2 separate regions of the Mus musculus genome follow, and region 2 is linked to region 1. A link is a loop called in an ENCODE intact Hi-C map of the cell type or tissue named here. Cell type or tissue: left cerebral cortex. All regions are shown on one strand. Each heading gives the region's core, and the rest is flanking DNA. Links, peaks and the distances in the headings are about the cores only.

Region 1 (9,131 bases), core at 330-8,329:
ATGTTCCTCCCCTGACCACACTAGCCAGACTCACAAGCCGTTCTACTTCATCTCCCAAAGGAAGAAACTTGGATTTTGGCAAGTAAACAAGTTTATTGCTTTAAAAAAAAAAGCCAGATGTTATATTTGACATACAAAAACCATAAATGGTCTCTGAACATACTTTATTCTCTGAGACAGTTCCACAAGGTCAGGGGAGGTTTAACCCCAGCCTGCACTCAGGAGGCAGAGGTAGGTTTAAGGTCATGCTGGTCGCCACCTATCTCGTCACCCCGACCCAGACCCTCAGCACCGTTCCAGCTTGCCCACTCTGTGATGGTTTGGATGGAAATCTGTCTGCAGACTCCTGCCTCAGGGACTGGGTTGCCAGCTGGTGGGCTCTGAAGGTGCTGAAGGTCACTGCCACATTAATCCCTTGCTGGTTTCGTAATGGGAGACTGTATCAGAGGTGACGAAAGGAGGTCAGCCTTCACTGGAGAAAGCCTGGTCCCTGTCAGCAGTGGTTTTGAAGGACACGTTTCGTCCCTTGCTCCTTCCCCACCTGTTTTATCCCACTTCCGGGTCACCATGCTCCTGCACTGACGATCTGCCTCAGTTCTGGCCCACAAACAACACAGTCAGGTGACCTTGGGCTAAAATGAATCATGGGCCAAAATAAATCCTTCCTTCTCTGTTTTTCTCTAGTGTGTCACAGAGACTGAGGAGTTGATGGCGACTCAGCCACCCTCACTCAGGCATGGGCAGGCAGAAGTAGCCCTGCTGGCTACTGAAGTTCACTTAGCCTCGCTCTCCCAAGTGGACAGATCAAGGAAGAGCTAACAGTGCCAGACCCAGAGATAAGAGAGAAACAGGGTGGGTTTCCTCATGCCCAGCTAGCCTGGTCCTTACCTTCTGTACTCACAGTGGTTGGTTTTTAAAAAAAACAAAAAACAACAAAACAAAACAACAAAAAAAAACCCCAGGGGGTCTCATCTACCTTAGGTTGGCTTGATATTAGCTGAAGACCTTGAACTCCCACGTGCTGCAATGACAGGTGTGTGCCACCGTTCCCTGTTTATGAGACACTGGGAATGCAACCCAGGGCTTTGTGGACATGAGGCATGTGCGCCATCAGTTGAGCTATAATCCCATAATGCATCATAACTGTTGGCATTTCGTCTAGGCTCCGCCCCACAGTTACCTAGCAACAGCCAGGCATGCCTGACTCACTGTAAAAGGGGCTGCTTGTCCCCTCCTCTCTCTCTTGCTCTCTTCTCTTCTCTTCTCTTCTCTTCTCTTCTCTTCTCTTCTCTTCTCTTCTCTTCTCTTCTCTTCTTCTCCTCCTCTTCTCTTCTCTTCTCTTTTCTCTTCTTCTCTTCTCCTCTCCTCTTCTCTCTTCTCCTCTCCTCTTCTCTCTTCTCCTCTCCTCTTCTCTCTTCTCCTCTCCTCTCTTCTCTTCCTTTCTCCTCTTCTCTTCTCTCCTCTCCTCTCCTCTACCCTCCCCTCTCCTCTCCTCCCCTCTCCTCTCCTAGTCTTGCTCCTGTTCCCTTACCCTCTTCTCTTCTCTTCTCTTCTCCCTCTCTCCCCATTCCCCTCGCCCTCTCTCTCCAGGTACTCATGGCTGGCTTCTCCTCCTCCTTCTCCTCCTCTTCTTCCTCCTCCTCCTCCTCCTCCTCCTCCTCCTCCTCCTCCTCCTCCTCCTCCTCCTTCTTCTTCTTCTTCTTCTTCTTCTTCTTCTTCTTCTTCTTCTTCTTCTTCTTCTTCTCTCTCTCTCTCTCTCTCTCTCTCTCTTTCTCTCTCTGCCTTTCTCTGTCTCTACTCCCTCAACCCCCCCCTCATGACCTAAATAAACTCTCCTCTATACTATACCTATGTCGTGTGGCTGGTACCTCAAGGGGAAGGGATGCCTCAGCACAGGCCCACAGAGGCACCCCTTCCCCCACACCATACCTCGTCCCCACCAAACATATCTCTGGTTTCTCTTTTTACAAAACGCAACAATAAACAGCTCCTCCAGACCTCTGTGAGGCCAAGGACCACCCTGACAAACACCGTGTCTATGTACACCTGCATCCTGACACATGTGGTGTCCGTGTACACCCACACTCTCGGTGCAAACTCTCGGCTGTTCAAATTGTCTCAACAGCATCTAGCAAATACAAACATTGCCACTCAATAGAAAGGGACAGAAAAAGATGCATAGAGTTCGTTTAAAACACCAAGCCATCAAAGCAACGTAGGACTTTAACAAACTCACCCTTGAGGTCAAAGAATGAACACAGGGGTCATTATTCAGAGGTCCTGTCCATGGTCACACAGAGACGTGGACATCCTCTGGGACCTGCAAATAAATATACTCCCAACCTTGATCGGCCGGAGGTACAAAACATCCAAGCCATCACTACCCACATGGCTTGCTAGATCACAGTGAAGTCTCTTCGGATCCCTTGGCAGGCTGTCTTGTGCTTGTGACAGAAGTGGTGAATTGACACCTTGCTCAGCTAGAAGCTGAAAGATCCTTGGGGTTCCTCACACCCACCTCTAGGTGTGAGGAGCCTACAGTGGGTGTGAGGAGCTTGCAGAAGGCAGGATTCGATGTTCCTGGAAGACATCTGCCCCGTGCATCTTCCAGGAACATGTTCTGGTTTGATGCCTGCTCCCTTCCAGGGGCCAAACCCTTGCAAGAAATCCTTTGATGCCTGGAGGCCAGTTCTGCTCCACATGGGATGCAGCATGAGGTATGAGCTGACTCTCCTGCACCTGCAGACTGCGCAGCTAAGCTACTGTGGCTGCTGACGGGCTCAAGGTACGCTTAGGCAGGGCTGTGCCAGGAACGAATCTCATCTTCAGCCGGGTACCCCCAAATACTACAGTTAAAATGAGCCCAGGCAGAACAGCGCAGAGCCTCCCAACTCACTGCCAGTTCAGGTTGGGTTCTAACTCCTGCCCGCCATCTTCCCCCACTGGATAAGCTGCCAAACCAATCTACGAGCCAAGTACCAAGGTCCCGGGCCACAGCACGACCTTGGGGGCTGAGACGCTGGTACAGAACTGTGGAGGGCAGGGAGCTGGGGGAGAAGAGAGCAGAAGGCAGATAAATGGGCCTGTTTTCTCCAGTTCAGCTCGCAGTCTCATGACCTGTGCAGCCTGTGACCCCTGGGGACAGCAGCCCTCCCCTGGACAGTCATTCCCAGAGCAGGCAGGGGCTGACCAGTACTGCTCTCCTTTCCCCACCCACGACTCATTCCCTGGAATGTTGCCAGGTGATTTTTCTAGTAGTGAGCGGAGGCCTGCAGGGGTGCCAGCTGTCTAAGATGAAAACGCAGCTGCGGATCTGCTGCAGAGCTGCTCTGAGGGGCTCGCACACTCCGCGGGAGACAAAATCCAAAAAAGGTTCCTGGAAATTAAGCTCTAAGAAGTAACCCCATGAGGGTTTTCTGGAGGCTTCTTCATTCCCTTTTGCATGGCACACCCCCGACTCTCTGTCAGAGTCAGAGAAAGAAGGCAAAAGAGCATGGGGGAGCTCAAGGCCTGTCAGGCTGCGGAGGAGGCCCTCCTGGGAGAGCGCTAAGATATCAGTCCAAGTGGAAGGCAGCTCTGATTCCACTAATTTGGGGAGCAAAAGTGAGAAGAGAGTATTTTCTCCAGAGCAATAGTAAGCCGGAAATTGGGGCTGGAGAGCTGGCTCTGTGGTTAAGAGCACTGGCTGCTCTTCCAGAGGACCTGGGTTCAATTCCCAGCACCCACATGGCAGCTCACAACTGTCTGTAACTCCAGTTCCAGGGCATCTGATACCCTCACACAGACACATAGGCAGGCAAACATGCACATAAAAATTTTAAAATCATTTAAAAAAAAAAAGAAGAAGAAGCAAGAAATTAACAAGATGGGACTACTTAAAGTGCAGTTACCAGGAACATTTGCCTGGAATTAGAAATCAGGATCTAGCCTGGAGATGCTAACTGGCATGTCGCCCCAAGGAGGACAACTTCTGCCATTTGTATGCCCCTGTGTCCTTCCCATAGTGGACTCACAGGCCTACCCAAGGAACCTGACTCAGCCATGTGAGCCCTTCATGGGTCCCCTGGAAAGGAACAGGCCCCACAGGGTGCTGGCATGGCTTCTAGAATCTAACATACAGTTTCTGGACAACACTGGACATTTTCCCAGTTTCAAATCTTCAGTCACTAAGGCCCTGCCACGTGGCACACTGGGCTATTGGCAGGACAAGGTGTGCCTGTGCATAGCATTTAGCATCTGCCCATCAGTGGGGAGACCACAGAGCCACCAGGCAAGGTGCAGACTTTTGCTTCCATTGTTTCAACAGGGAGTGAGCAGGGTGCAGTTAGAAGATCCCAGGCGGGGTCAGAGCCAGCCCAGGGTTACGGCCTGCAGGCCAGTGCTAAGCCACAGCTACAGGGACCCTAAGGGAGCCAGAAGTGAATCCAGGGAGGGAAGGCTGTGTCCCAGACACAGTGACCACATGTCCCTCTTCCCTTCCCCAGGAACCTGGACACCTTGTCCTGTCTTCCCAGCCTCAGATCCCCACTTCCAGACAGGCAGGAGGCTGGCAAAGGCTGTATTCGTCACACTGTTTATCAACTCAATGTTAAGTGGTTTGCAAGCAACAATTTTTTAATGAAAATTTTTAAAAAAATAGAGGGTATCCCAGGTCTTAAGGCTGAGAGCTCCTTCCTGAGACAGATTCGTACACAGATGTGACTGATTGGTAAAGCCCTGCTGGCTGTGGATGATGGTTCAGAAAGTCTGAAGAGCAGCATCTTCCGTGGTCCTGGCTCTGAACATCACTCCTTCCTAACCCGGGGCAGAAAGGGAAAGGGCACACACAGGTGCATGCCAGAGAACACAGACAATGTCCCCCACCAACCTTTCCAATGAAATTTTATTTGTGCTTGCTTCCGGAAAGGAGATCTTTGGTATTTCCCCCACACTGGCCTCCCCTGTGCAGAGACTCCCCACAGACAGAGGCGAGTCATTCATCTGGATAAGAACGGGACATTCTAGGCTCAGGCTGGGCAGTGACTCACCGTTATTCAGAATGGTGACACAGAGCCTGGGCACCCTCTCTCCTGAGGCATGCAAGGCCCCTTGCTCTCTGATGTTGCAACTGCAGAAGGCCGAGTCCCTAAGAACTGATGAAAACGCACTGGGCTAAGACGCCTGAGAGGCAGTGAGCAAGAAAAGCGAAGAAAAGACGTTTGGCACTAAAACCCGCCTCCTGGGTGGAATGTGAGTGGTGGCACGTGGGCTCCCCCACATGGCTAAAGGTGGAACTTCACCTGCGACTACCTGCATCCAAGCCTGAGCAAAGCAGGCCAGGAAAGGACCCCAGGGCGTTCCTCTTTTCTGCCAAGGAATAGAGGTGTTCTGTCAGTCTGGGTCACTGGAGGTCAGAGTAAGCAGAATTTCAACAAGAGTGCCTTTCATACAGAGCCCTCAGCTCAGGCTACACTCTATGCACACATCTCTAGTGAAAGCAAGAATTCTTTTCCATGTGCTGTCTGGGAGAAAGTACAATCAAATAAAAGGAGAGAAACAGATTTCCTGACGCTCCTCATCACAGGAAACCTCTCTATGGGAAAATTCTGAAAGACACGGAGACTCTGTGACTGACACATAGGTAACTGTGAGGACGGGCCATCCTAACCCTTCTGGGCCTTCCCTTGTTCACATGACTCAGCAGGAGGCCTAAATGAAAACTGTATGTGCCCTGAAATGTTTATGTTGTTGGCCCTGGAGGGGACTGAAGTTAGGAGCTGCCTGTAGTGTTCCCAGTGGTACCAGGTTCGTCAGTAAGAATGGTGGAGATGCCCGGCAGAGGAGGGGCTGCTGCCAGACTTGAAGCCAGAGAGAGGTAGTGTGAGGAGGGCTAGCTGCAGTCTGCCCTGATGCTGGCAATTGGCCACATAAGCCCTAGAAAGAGGCTGTGATCTGGAGTCACCCCCGACCCAGGAGCAGACAGAGCCCTCCCGTCTAGATAGATCAGAGATGCCCGACAGCCCAATGACAGCATAACAGTTCTTAGTGGGAAAGGGAGCCCCGGTCTCTAGATCTGGGGGAACTTCTGACGTGGCAGTGTCTGTGTCTGTAGAGAGGGAGAGGCTGAGGGGTAATGGGGAATACTGAGGACAGTGGGTGTCCTCCCAGAGTAGACAGAAGCTGCCCGGAGGAGCGCTGGATCTCAGCTAGGTGCACAGAGGGATGATGGGATACCAGAAGAGGCAAGGCGCCCGGTGCAGGCTCAGGATTGTGTCTACTCTGCTGGCCTGGCTCAGAGCAAGACATTCACCAGGAGTCTCTGCACCCTGCTCCCCATCAACACTGGCCCCTCTTTCCACAGAAACCAGTTTGAAGATCGCAGGCCAGTCTTGGCAGGCCACTTTGGTTCTTTAGCGTGGAGCCTTCGCCCAGTCTTACTGTGTGTTGTAGCTACTGGTGTGTAACTGCTGGAGGCCTTAGTCCCTCTCCTATCTGGGTTTTGAGGCCAGAGCTCTACCTTGTTTCCATGTGCAGGCACCGAAATTCCCGAGAACCAGTGGGTCCAGGAAGTCGGCACAGAGTTTTGTCCTCCCTTCTCTGGGGCCTGACTCTGGTACCAGGCTCCACACAGCTGAGGCACAGTGGGCAGCTAAAGAGGAAGGCTGAGAGTGACTAAGACCAGGATGGTACTGTCATCCCAGAAAGGCCTCGTAATCCATGTACCAAACCAGCTGCCCAGAAAGAGGCACCACACCTGAGATGGGCCACTTCTTGGGTTCATGGCCCACGCGGCTCACCAACGTTGTGATCTCACGTTTTGTCCTGCCCATGACCAGGACAGCTACCTTCTTGGCTCGGTTGATGAGGGGCAGGCTGAGGCTCATGCGTTGGTGTGGCCTGAACGGGCTCTCCGTCAGCACCACCAGCTGATCACCATCCAGGCCTGTGGGGGACTGTGGGAACAGAGAAGCTGTGTGCCCGTCGGTGCCCATGCCCAGGAGCACCAGGTCGAAGCTGCTGTTGGCCACCAGGGCTGAGATCTCACTGGCATAGGTCTGAGCTCCCTGGTCCTCCTCGGCACAGAGCCGCTGGTGCAGGTGCACTGGCATCGGGTGGATGTTGTAGTAGGGTACCCTGACGTGCTGTAGCAGGTGAGCCTGCAGGCCCTGGAAGTTGGAGTCTGGATCTGAGAGAGGGACACAACGCTCATCAACCAGCCAGAGGTGTGTGTGGGCCCAGGGGAAGCTGTAATGTCCTGTGGCCAGCTGCTGGAAGAGAGCTATGGGGCTCGAACCACCTGACAGTGCCAGGTGGAACTTGCCGAAGTGCCGTACTGCCTGCACCGCGGCGGCTTCAATGTCACTGGCCAGCTTAGAGATCAGCTCCTCTGGCCAGGCGGTAATCAGTGGGCTCTGTCTATACCGGGCCCCGAGGACCTGGAAGTCACTGGGCTTTGGGACTGAGCCTAGATCTGGTATCAGCACCTCCAGCTGCTGCTGGGAGAAGGTCAGCTGACCACCGCTAAACTCAAAGTCCAGCAGCTGGCCATTCTCGGCTCCCCCTGGGTATGGGCGTGGAACTTCAAAGGCCAGGCTGTCCAGTAACGGGGTCCAGAAGACCCAGGAGGCCAAGAGGTTCTCTGTGGTGATGAAGGACTCCTTTCGGCAGTGGAAGATGTGCGACAGGAGGGTGGAGTAGGCGTCTTGCTCCCGCACAGGCCTGTAGGCGTAGTAATCAGACAGAGGACGGCCGAACAGGCGGAGCCCAGGCTGGTCCTGCACCTCCTTCCACTTCTGAGTGGGTAGTGAGGGTTTGAACAGGTTCCGGCTGACCAGAATGGCAGGGTGGCCCAGCTCACCGTGTCCAATGTAGAAGATAATCTGCTGGGGCAGGCACCGGCTCTGCTCCGGCACCCAGTGTCTCTCGCTCTGGGTGCAGTACGCCCGATTCTTAAACACAATCCGAACATAGCCCACTCTCTCATCCAAGGCCTTGCCAGACATCAGGATGAAAGGGACACCCTCCCAGCGCAGGTTGTCGATGTGGACAAGGACACCTGAGGTGGGGAAAGAGCAGACATCACAGCCTGAGAGTGACATCACAGCCTGAGAGTGAGCTTTGCAGCCCACCTTGCACCTGGCAGCCCTGCCGAGCAAGCCCTGTCTTGCTTTGCCTTCAGCGTTCCCTGCCTCTTCTCAGGCAGGGCTGGAAACAGCTTGTGGGGCTAATTCTACAGCAGAACACCAGCACTCTGAGGTCCCTCCGAGACCCTCTGGTCTAACCAGGCTGGGTGCCTGCCTGCCTGCCTGCCATGGGAAGTTCTGTGGTGGGGCAGAAGTGGTGGGAGGCATGTTGGGCCTTGATGGGTAAGGGCACTGTCCTGAGGAAGGGCAGTTCTCTTGGTGTGAAGCCCCCAGGATGCCAAAACAAGGGCAAGCATGAGGGGAGACCAGGTGGGTGGGGAGGAGATGAAGTAGTCCGTGGGGTGGGGTAACATGTGCACGTGTGTTTAGGCAACAGTCATAGGAGCCATGACACACAGAGTCAAGCCTTGCCTCTGTGCCTTCACATACAAGGACAATGACTATACTTGCCTTGTGGGTGTGTTGGGACTAAGGTGAGGCACATACACTGTCTGCCACATCAAATGGACTCTAGATGGCCATGCCCTGTCTCTGCCTTCTAACAGCCAGCCATTCTCCCTAAATCCTCCTGGGACCTTCCAGGTAGCTCTAGCAGGTATCTGATGGCCAATGTGGTGTCTCTCCACAGGACCATTCCTTGGCTGTGGCTGGGTAGAACTCTGTGCCTCATCATAGAAGTGACAAACACAGCCCACCACGAAGGTGGTTCCTATCCGAGTCCCACAGATTTCCTGGGACTGCATGGAGCCTGAGGTAGGTGACCTGCAGCTTTAAGCTGGCAACAGGCCTAGGAGGTGAAAAGATCTCCCGGAGTCCCACACTGCAAAGGGCACTTGGTGGACCAGTGGCCTCCAGCTGCTGGTGGCCCCACAGACACCAGCTCCGGTGCCTACCTGCGAAGGTTGGTGTCAGGCTCTGGAAGCCGTCTGGCTTCTGCAGCTCTCGGCGCACCTGTCCGCTGTAGGCCTGGTACTGGCCCAGGATGGCACTGCTCTTCTGCAGCCCCCG
Region 2 (9,131 bases), core at 489-8,488, 57 kb after region 1:
CGGTAACATCTGTCTGGCACCGAACATCTGTCTGGCACTGAAGGACTCCGTTCCTTGTGATTCCTCTTTTGACCAGAGGGAGAGAGAGAAAAAAAAAATCCTCGGTCTCATAAAACTTCAGTTCAAAAGCTATGCAGCAAACCTCTCAAATATAAATTCCCCGGGCAGCCTCTGAAACAGCAATCCGTGTTAACTGCTGAGCTGATAGAGGGAAGTGACCTCCACGGGTGCCTGTGGGGTGTTCTGGGTCTGCACTCCCCAGGGGGCTGCTGCTGCCGGGCACCCAGCTCACACAGCACACTACGATCTTCAGGGAAATGTGCACCTCTAGATAAATATTTTATGGGGTGTTGGACCGCATACTTACCTCACCTGGAAAAGCACCAGGGGTTGAACGTAAACCCCCTATGGGCTTTGCACACACACCTCTTTATCCCTGCTGACCAGACTGCCCTTAGCTCATTTTGCAAAATGCATTCCCTGTATATCCAAAACTGTCTTTGATTAATCAACAACTTTAATTTTGGGGTACAATTGTTTTTGAGCCAGCCCAGTGTACCTGAACATGTCATTAGAATCCCCAACACATGAGTTTTGTCTTTTTTTTTTTTTTTTTTTTTTTTAGATCATTGTCCCATGGTGCCTAAGATGGACCTGACTTGGACATCACTAGGCCTGATTCTAGCTCGCCCCAGCTCTGCCCCACAAGCCCAGAAGCTACTAGGGCGTGTCATCTGGCTCTGGACTGACCATTCTCCCCCATCCCTGAGATGGACATCTCTGTGACCTCCCCAACCTGGGGGAGGACAAAAGAATGAGGCAGGTGTGCCTAGGCAAAAGGTTCTCCAGTCTGTCCCTCCCGAGGCAGGGATGACAAACCAGTACTATGGGTAATTAGCCAAGGGAGAAGCCTGCAAGTATCAGCTGCAGAGCAAATGCCATCAGGGGTCCACTGGCCACCTAAAGGGACATCAGATGGTACAGGAAGTTCTGAGAGGAAGCAGGTGCCCAGCATTCTCATACTGCTAAGGCTTGTCAAAGTAATAGTTCATACTGCCAGTGTGAAATGAACAATAGGCCAGACACCTAGCTTCCCTAAGCATCTCACTGCAAGAGATTCTTGCCTTAGACGGGCATTGTCAGGGCCAAAGTGACCACACCAACTTGGTTTGAGGGGATGATATGGCAAGCTAGCACAGCGGCTTCAGAGAGAAACAGGGATGGGGACTGCTGGACCTTAGCATCCTTAGACACCTTTATCTCTCAGTAGCAGGACAGGGAGCCGCTGCTGAGAGGGCAGATGGGTTGGGAGAGCTCGAGTCTCCAAGGTGTCTCAGACAGAAAATCCAGGGCAGGTGGTGGTAACCTCCACATCTTCCAGTGACCCCTACAAGATTCAGCCGGGCTTGGGGGATGCCTCAAATCTCGTGCATGGCCTTGTGCTTCACCCCGAGTTCTAGGTGGAGACTTACATGACTCTGAGTAGACCATAGACCTAGAAAGCTCTCTCTCTCTCTCTCTCTCTCTCTCTCTCTCTCTCTCCATCATCCAGAGTGCTCAGAGTAGTGAATTATAGTACAGCAACGCTAATGAGGGGAAATGAGGCTAGCACAGTTTCCCTGAATCAGAAGGGGGGTGCAGTAAGATGCTGAAGCCTGTATGCTCTGGTCCCAGGGCAGAGGGAGCCATCCATCCTGTGCACTGGCTCCTGGGACGCCTCAACTGCACCAGCGCTGACTCAGGGTCCTTTTCTCCAGCTCTTCTACCCTAGCCTTGGCCAGCCAAGCCCTTGAAGCTAGATTCTCTCAGGCTCCTTGCGCAGGGGCAGTTGGAGCCCAGACTGCTGCAGGCCCTCCTCCCCCCACCCCCGCCCTCCCCTCCTGGGCCAAGTCAGCAGTGCTGACGGCTGCGGGGCTGCAGCAGCGGCGGCGATGCAGAGACCCTGCACCACTGCTCAGGGCGGGCGCAGTGCTCTGCCCGCACCCGCGTCCCGACGGCCACCTCCTGGTGGCTGCGCGTAGCCCGCGCCGGGTAGACCCGACCGGACGGCGGCGCTGATTGGTGCAGCGAGTGAGTCCCTGGCTTTATTTAGACCACCTTTTCTGGAAGACAATACTTCACTGGAGTCGAGGGCTGGGGGCAGGAGGCAACCCTCCCCGGCGACTGGAGGATGATAAATGAGCAGTTCTGCGCCTGGTGGCTGTTAACTCCAGTGGCGTTGCGCATCCTCGGACCGACCATTTCCACAGCTGCTCTGAGACTGCACACCCAAGTGTGGGGCATGCTTTGAGGAAACTCCAGTGGAGAACAAGACAGACCCTCAGAAGGGTTAGGAGGGCTTGGGACCAGACCGGAGAACCTGTGTCCGGGCACCAGCTTTGGATCTTCCGCTCTGAGACTGCAGCTTGGAAGACAAGGCTGCCTTCTTGTTTCGGGGTAAGGATGGGGTTTCCAACTCAGGCATCTGATAGGTGAGAGGCAGGGACCTACTGGGATCCTATTCTTGAATGTTCTCCTTTGGCATTTCTGGGGCAGTCTGTGACAAGAACGGCTTGGAAGTGGTGGGGAGAGGTTCGTGCGCCCCGCAGCGTGTAGTCCATTGGCAGAAGGTTGAAGTTGGATGTGATGTCCAGCTTCCTCTGCAGAGGGAAAGCAATCCAGTGAATGTGGGTGGGGTCCATAGCTGCTGGTGGCCCTCTTGGGTGAAGAAATGGGTTTTCGTGGCAGGAAGCAAGGCCTGGAAACAGAGAGGGAAGCCTCGGGGGTCCAGGAAGCATCCTCTCCCCCGTTGTTGGTAGGGAAAGACTTTATTCAGGCAATAGCTTGAAATTGTCACCCAGGAGCCCGTTCCTGGTCTCCCGGGCAAAGTGGGAAGTCACAGCATGCTGCACACCCTCGAGCTGACTGTTGTAGGCTTGCTCACAGTTGTGAGACACTCCAGAGGCTGGGGCTGCTCACTGTTCCGGACCCTGAACTTCATGCTGGAAAACATATTGTCCCCATGCCCGCATTTTCCTGCTTTGGGTTGAGGGTCTTCTCCTCACAGGTCGCCCTTGAGGCCTGCATTGTGCTGGGAAGAGGGAGGAGGGAAGTTGGCGAGAAGATACTGAGATAGCCAGAGTAACGGGGCCAGCAGACCCTGGTGTTTCTGTGCTGATGTAATCAGTTTTAGGAACTGTTTAGGCCTGTGGCTGTCCCAGAACTGACACCGGGAACTCTCTTGTTCAGCCCAGGACAGGACAGCATTGCGGCTGTGTCTCCCTGCCAAGGACGCAGGGTGAGGTGGCTCTCCAGAAGTGCTTCACCCTTCAGGCAGAACCAAGTGGTCACTCCAGGGACTCGGGTACAAGGGAGAGTTGACAGCTACCAGAGTTTGGCCTCCATCTGGCAATTGCATGCTGATTGAGGTTACCCTGTGAAGAGGCAGCGCCCAGACTCTGGAAGTCAGGCAAAGGCAGGGGTCACAGGGAAAGATACTAAGTTGCTCATGGGATCCCGGGCCTGCAGCACTCCATCGTGTCTGTGGTAAGCAGCAGCCCCACTGTCTGTCTTCTGCAGATCTGACAAAGGATCAAGCTTTGTCATTCCTTTTACACACTTAAACTTTAACCCTGAAGCCCAAAGCACAGTGACTTCGCAGACACTCTAGACTAAGCCAGAACTGGAAATTATCCATCCAACCCCTGAGCTGTGCTTGGAGCTGAAGAAAGTGAGATCCGGAGGAGAGCTGACTTTCCCAAGGACATGGAAGGCTCAGGGCTGACCTGGGATCCCCTAGGACAGGTTTCAGCCTGCCATATGGAGTAATGATGAGATCATCAGCGCTGGACCCACCAGGTGCCCCGATGGTGCTATAGGACAAGGTAAAGAAACTGGGGATCTGGAGGGGACACAGGGACCATGAGCAAAGCCAGGTGAATACGAGACAATTCTGCTTCACTCCCTTTGAGCGCCTCTGCAGCACCCCTGGTTTACAACTGTCACTGGGCAACTTGCCAAGGGGAGAAGCCATTCTGCTGCTTTTATAGTTCCTCCTCTGCAATTCTGGAAAATCAGGGCCACTTGGGTCTGGCGGCTCGCTGTCTGGTTATTGGCGCTGTAATTCAGACATTGTCCAGCAGGTGGCTCCCAAGGACACGGTAAGGAAATGGAGCCGGCGCTCAGTCTGGCAAGCCTGTTTCCAAGAAAGGGCTTTTCAGTTTTCCATGGTCCGGTGAATTGAGGCAAGCAATAGTTTTTCAATTTTTTTCTTTCAACTAATAAGTTTGCTTAGGAATGTCTGGGGCGGTTTGGTACCGGTGTCACCTCCTGAATCCACCCTCATCTTATTTTTGCAGTGCAGTGTGGTGTATTTGTGGGAATTTCACCGCGGTTCTCATTTCTTAGAGCCGATATGACATGTCATTTATGCACCAGCGATTACCAGAAATATTCCCAAGGAAGGTCTATCATTCTATAGGGTGGCCAAAGTAGGTCCTGAACTCGGCCTCTGCTGATTTTCTTCCCCCCTCACAAACCCCTTTTTTCAAGGGGCTCTGTCCAACCCATGCTTGCTGAATATCACCAAAAGACAAGCACAGACGTGGACAGCAACCAGCCACAGCTTTGGTGTCATTCTTATCCTGTCAACCTCTCCCTCAAGAATTGAAAGATATTTCCATCTGTGGCAGTATCTGTTAGGCATCTCAGTTCACTTTTGTATCCAGAGAGGTCCCTGTTTCTTCTCAAATGGTTTCTTGTCATCAACGCGCCTTGATGACCTTCAGCTGTACAGAGGTGAACTACTGCACTCCTCTAGAAATCGGCCCATTTGCTTAAATCAGATTGTCTTGCTTCTCTGTGATAAAACACTCTTTAGAGACTCTAATGTCTGTGTTGGATGGTCCTGTCTTGGTCACTTCCGCTTTAGGTCAAAGTGGAAGTCTGTATTCTACCAGCCTGAGTGTACTGCAGATCGGTAGAGCTGCCAGACCCCTGCTGAGATCTAGGTGACCTTGACAGGGTTACCGAGAAGCAACCAAGAAACTTAGCCAGAGCCACCTTCAATGGGACCAATAAGCAAACAAAAGTTTTTTTTTTCTTTTTATTTTGACTTGCTTTAAACCTTATTTTCATTCATTCTTTGAGTGTCTTGGGGATACACAAGCACAGAAATCAGAAGATAAAAGGCAGGAGTCAGTTCTGGTCTTCTATCCAGTGGGTTCTGGGGATTAAACTCAAGTAGTCAGGTTTGGTGGCAAGCACTTAGGCCAGCTCCCTGGCCCTGTTTGACTCACTAACGATGCAAAATCATTACATCTTCCACAGAGAAGAACACCCCCCCCCCATATCACACCCCTGACCCCTCCCTTTGAGGCAGGGTTTCATACTATAACACCGGCTGCCTGGCTTTGAACTCAAAGCAATCCTCCTGATTTAGAAAGAGTGCCTCCTGAGTGCTGGAACTACAGGTATGAGCCACAAACACTCAACTGAACCCTCTTAACAACCCAGTTTAACACAAAGAATTTACTGGGAGCTGAGGTTCCATTTCTGTATTAGAACACTTGCCCAGCATGTCCAAGGCCTTGGGTTCAATCCCTAGGACTAAATAAAGAAGAGACTAAAGAAAGAATAATTGATGGACTGTCCACCATTGAGAGATCATGAGAGGAGGTTTGGAAAGCAAGGTCTCCATGCCTTTAGAAGTCAACAGGAAGGGTGTTGGTGGCTCGGTGGGCAAAGATGCTTGTCTGGTGACCTGAGTCTAATCTCCAAGATCCACATAGTGGAAGAGAATGGACTCCCACAAACTGTCCCCTCACCCCCCACACAGCACAACAGCGCCCCCACACTCACACCAAATAAATTCATCAGTAAATACATGTCAGAAAATGTTTAAGTCAATGTAGGGAGGAAGGCTGGAGATGTAGCTCAGTGGATACAATGTTTCTCTGGTATGCACAAGTTCTCAGGTCAACCCGGGTGTACAGAAGTTGGTGAGCCCTTCCTGTAGTCCTAGCATTTGAGAGATGGATGCAAGAGGATAATGGAAGGTCTTTTATGACCTCCACATCCTAGGCTGAGCAGCAAGGATTACAGGCCTGAACCATCATGCCTGGTGGGAGTCTGAGACTGACCTGGTCTTCCAGAGAAGCTCAAGGCAATCATGAGCTGCATAGTGAGACTCTTGCAAAAGAGTAAAACAAACAGATCAAAAGCCAGCTCAGTGGACTACTGCTTGCCTAGCTCACTCAAGGCTCGGGGGTTGATCCCCCACTCAAGGAAGGCAGGGACGAATCCATAGCATTGCACTTCTCATGGGAGAAGAACAAAAAATCAGGGCACAGGAGTCTCTGGATGACAGAGCTTCCAGGTAGCTCCTGACTCTTCCTTCTTGGTCTGAGTCCTGGGTAGGAAGAATTGCTGGCTGACAGGAATCTCAGGGTCAGCCGCTCCTTTGCACAGTTCCTGTGTCCATCTCTGTGGTTTGTGTTCTTGGGCATCTTGCTGCGGGGCTGTCTGCTGCAGGTGGAGTGGTTCTCCCAGGCTTGGGGTGTTTTTATAGCATTCCGAGTGAATAGCACAATTACACCACACTTGGGCAGTGTGTGAGAAAAGCATTCCATTTCAATGTTTAAATCATCCTTGTTTTTTTTTTTCCCTAGTGCTGTTTTGACACTAGTTTGTAGCTGGCATCTTAAGTCCCCTAAGATGTGACAGCGGCCTCAATGCACTCCCCCCTCCTGTTTGTGATCCAGAGGTCAGCTTGTCCTGCAGTCCAAATCTTGTAAACAGACCATTTAAAGTCTCTGAGAGTCTAGGCTAGTCATGCCCCTACCCCCCACCCCCGCCGCCATGATAGGATTTTTTTGTTTGTTTGTTTGCTTGTTTGTTTGACTAAGACAGGGTCACAGTATGCAGCCCTGCCTGGCCTGGAACTCATTATGTAGACCAGGCTGGTCTTGAACTCACAGAGATCTGCCTGCCTTTGCCTCTGAAGTATGTAATACCATACCAGGAAATTTTTGGTTATTTCACATTAACAGGAGGCATGACTAGCTTCTTCTGAACACACAAACTTGGCTTTTCTTCCCAACAGGAGTCAGATGGGCTAGCTCATGATAAAATTAAATAACGGAGCTGGGTGCAGTGGGCCTTTGCCTGTGAGTCCAGCTACTCCGGAGGCTGAAGCAGGAGGACCAAAAGTTCAAGGTCACCGGGGCAATTTAGTGAGCTTCTATCTCAGATTAATACAAAATAACTTTAAAAGGGCCTGGGATATAACTCAGTCCAGAGAGTATTTGACTCCCATGTGAAAGACCCGGGCTTAATCTGCAGGAAAAATAAAAATTGTAAAAAGCACGGAGCTTGTCTGTGATGGACGTTCCTGCTGTCCTTGACCAACCAGCCACCCAGGGCCAGCCAACTGGCTTACAAGGAACCCAGCTGATCCTTTCTGAGAGCCTCTGCTCAGCCCGGTGTCCCTAGAACCACACCTGTGTCACCTCTGAACCAACTCGGGTCTTCTGTAAAGTTAACACTTCTGTTGGAGACGACAGTTCATATTCATCCGTCATTGCTAAGGTGCAGTGTCCTTTGGGGACCCAGGACTGCAAGCCCTTAACAGAAAGGAGGGGAGGGCATTCCTCCTGGGAAGCGAAGTGGAGACGTATGTCCCTAGGAGCCCTGACAGTCACCACAATGTGCACCTGGCCTTAGAACTGCTTTAACTGACCATCCTAACTGGATTGCCTCTTTGCTTCTTTAGGTTCCAGTGACTCTAAGTGGCTTCTGTCCCAACACGTCCCTTTACAGCGAGAGACTCAGCTTCCGCCGGAAGCCGGGTAAGTGTTCCTGTCTCTTCTGGCCAGAGATCCGATGCTTTCAAAGTGCAGTTTTCTGACAGCATAGTACGTGTTCTTTCTACCTGTAGAAGAGGAGGTGGGGGCAAGCCTACAGCTCCCTGCACCCTGGGAACTCTGCAGCCACTGACTCACAACGGACAGGGTAGTAGAGGCAGGACAGAGGGACCTTAGTGGTTGTGAGAGTTTTCCCTTCGGGTCTCCTGTTGGCAGTATCTCCATCTTGGGATCTTGTACTATTACCCGGGCTCGTTCTTTGGGCCTCTACTGTCCTTTAGAGTAGATTCCCCTTGGGTGGACAGTCTTCAGCTGAGCTCGGATTAGTAGGTAACCGATTTCTATCCTTAGCGCCCCTACATCTCCCTCCCACCCCGACTCCAGGGTGTTTTCTTTTTTTTTTATTTCTTTATTATATGTAAGTACACTGTAGCTATCTTCAGACACTCCAGAAGAGGGAGTCAGATCTTGTTACAGATGGTTGTGAGCCACCATGTGGTTGCTGGGATTTGAACTTCAGACCTTCGGAAGAGCAGTCGGGTGCTCTTACCCACTGAGCCATCTCACCAGCCCCCTCCAGGGTGTTTTCAAAGCCAGGATGTGCACAACAATCTCAGGTCCCCCTGGCGTGGACCCGCTTCCATTCCCTGCGTGATGGATGGACCCCCGTGGGTACATACATGAGAAATCAGGTGTCTGCACTGGTGTTTAAATTAGAAGAGAACTATTTCCCTTCTGTGTCCCTTTGGTGCATTTAAATGAGCACTTGGAGGGGGAGGGGGTGGGATACAGCTTGATTGACAAGGTTCCACCCCCAGCACTGAGTAAACCTGCACAGTGGCCCTCAGGAAGTCGGGAGGATCAGAAGTTTAAGGTCAACCTCAGTTACACGGTGAGCCCATGGGCAGCCTGGACCACGTGAGATCATGTCTCAAAAAGAAAAGGAAGGCTAAGCGTGGTGGGTGGCATAGGCCTTTAGTCCCGGCTCTTGGGAGGCAGAGGCAGGAGGATCTCATTGAGTTCAGACCCAGCCTGTTCTACATTTCCAGGTGCAGGACAGTCAGAACGAAAGAGAGAAGCCCTGTCTCAAACAAAACAAAACAATGTAACAAAATGTAACAAAGTGGAAAGGAAAGGGAAACCTGAGACCAGCAAGACGATTCAGGGACAAAACTGACTTCTGCAAGTCCTCTGATGTCCACACGTGGGCTTTATAAATGAGCATGTATGTGGGTGACTATGCTGCCCTGGCCGTCACTGGCTGACTATGCTGCCCTGGCCATCACTCTC

The links. Peaks named below come from ENCODE experiments on the same cell type or tissue, not always from the same donor. Only the 100,000 strongest peaks of a DNase experiment are listed, where the experiment ranks them.
Region 2: a loop joins it to region 1, with 2.2 times the contacts of the local background. A loop is called at or near these places in 1 of 42 quality-filtered maps.

The regions. Positions count from the first base shown.
Region 1 is chr4:149,974,887-149,984,017 of GRCm38, forward strand. H6pd (hexose-6-phosphate dehydrogenase (glucose 1-dehydrogenase)) reads right to left here. Exons shown (of 5, transcript NM_001291004.1): 4 at 9,017-9,131; 5 at 4,588-8,035. The coding sequence ends at 6,672. Among named protein-coding and RNA genes, the nearest start is that of H6pd, 24 kb to the right of the region's middle. In left cerebral cortex, for the core only: a CTCF peak has its summit at 5,254; DNase peaks (open chromatin) are centred at 2,504, 3,344 and 5,218; H3K4me3 peaks cover 675 bases; H3K27ac peaks cover 1,551 bases.
Region 2 is chr4:150,031,446-150,040,576 of GRCm38, forward strand. It overlaps Gm13067 (a long non-coding RNA gene), which reads left to right. Exons shown (of 7, transcript XR_390962.2): 4 at 626-3,863; 5 at 7,751-7,826. Among named protein-coding and RNA genes, the nearest start is that of Gm13067, 6.6 kb to the left of the region's middle. In left cerebral cortex, for the core only: CTCF peaks have their summits at 2,004 (motif pointing left) and 4,112 (motif pointing right); DNase peaks (open chromatin) are centred at 2,050 and 4,110; H3K4me3 peaks cover 732 bases; H3K27ac peaks cover 573 bases.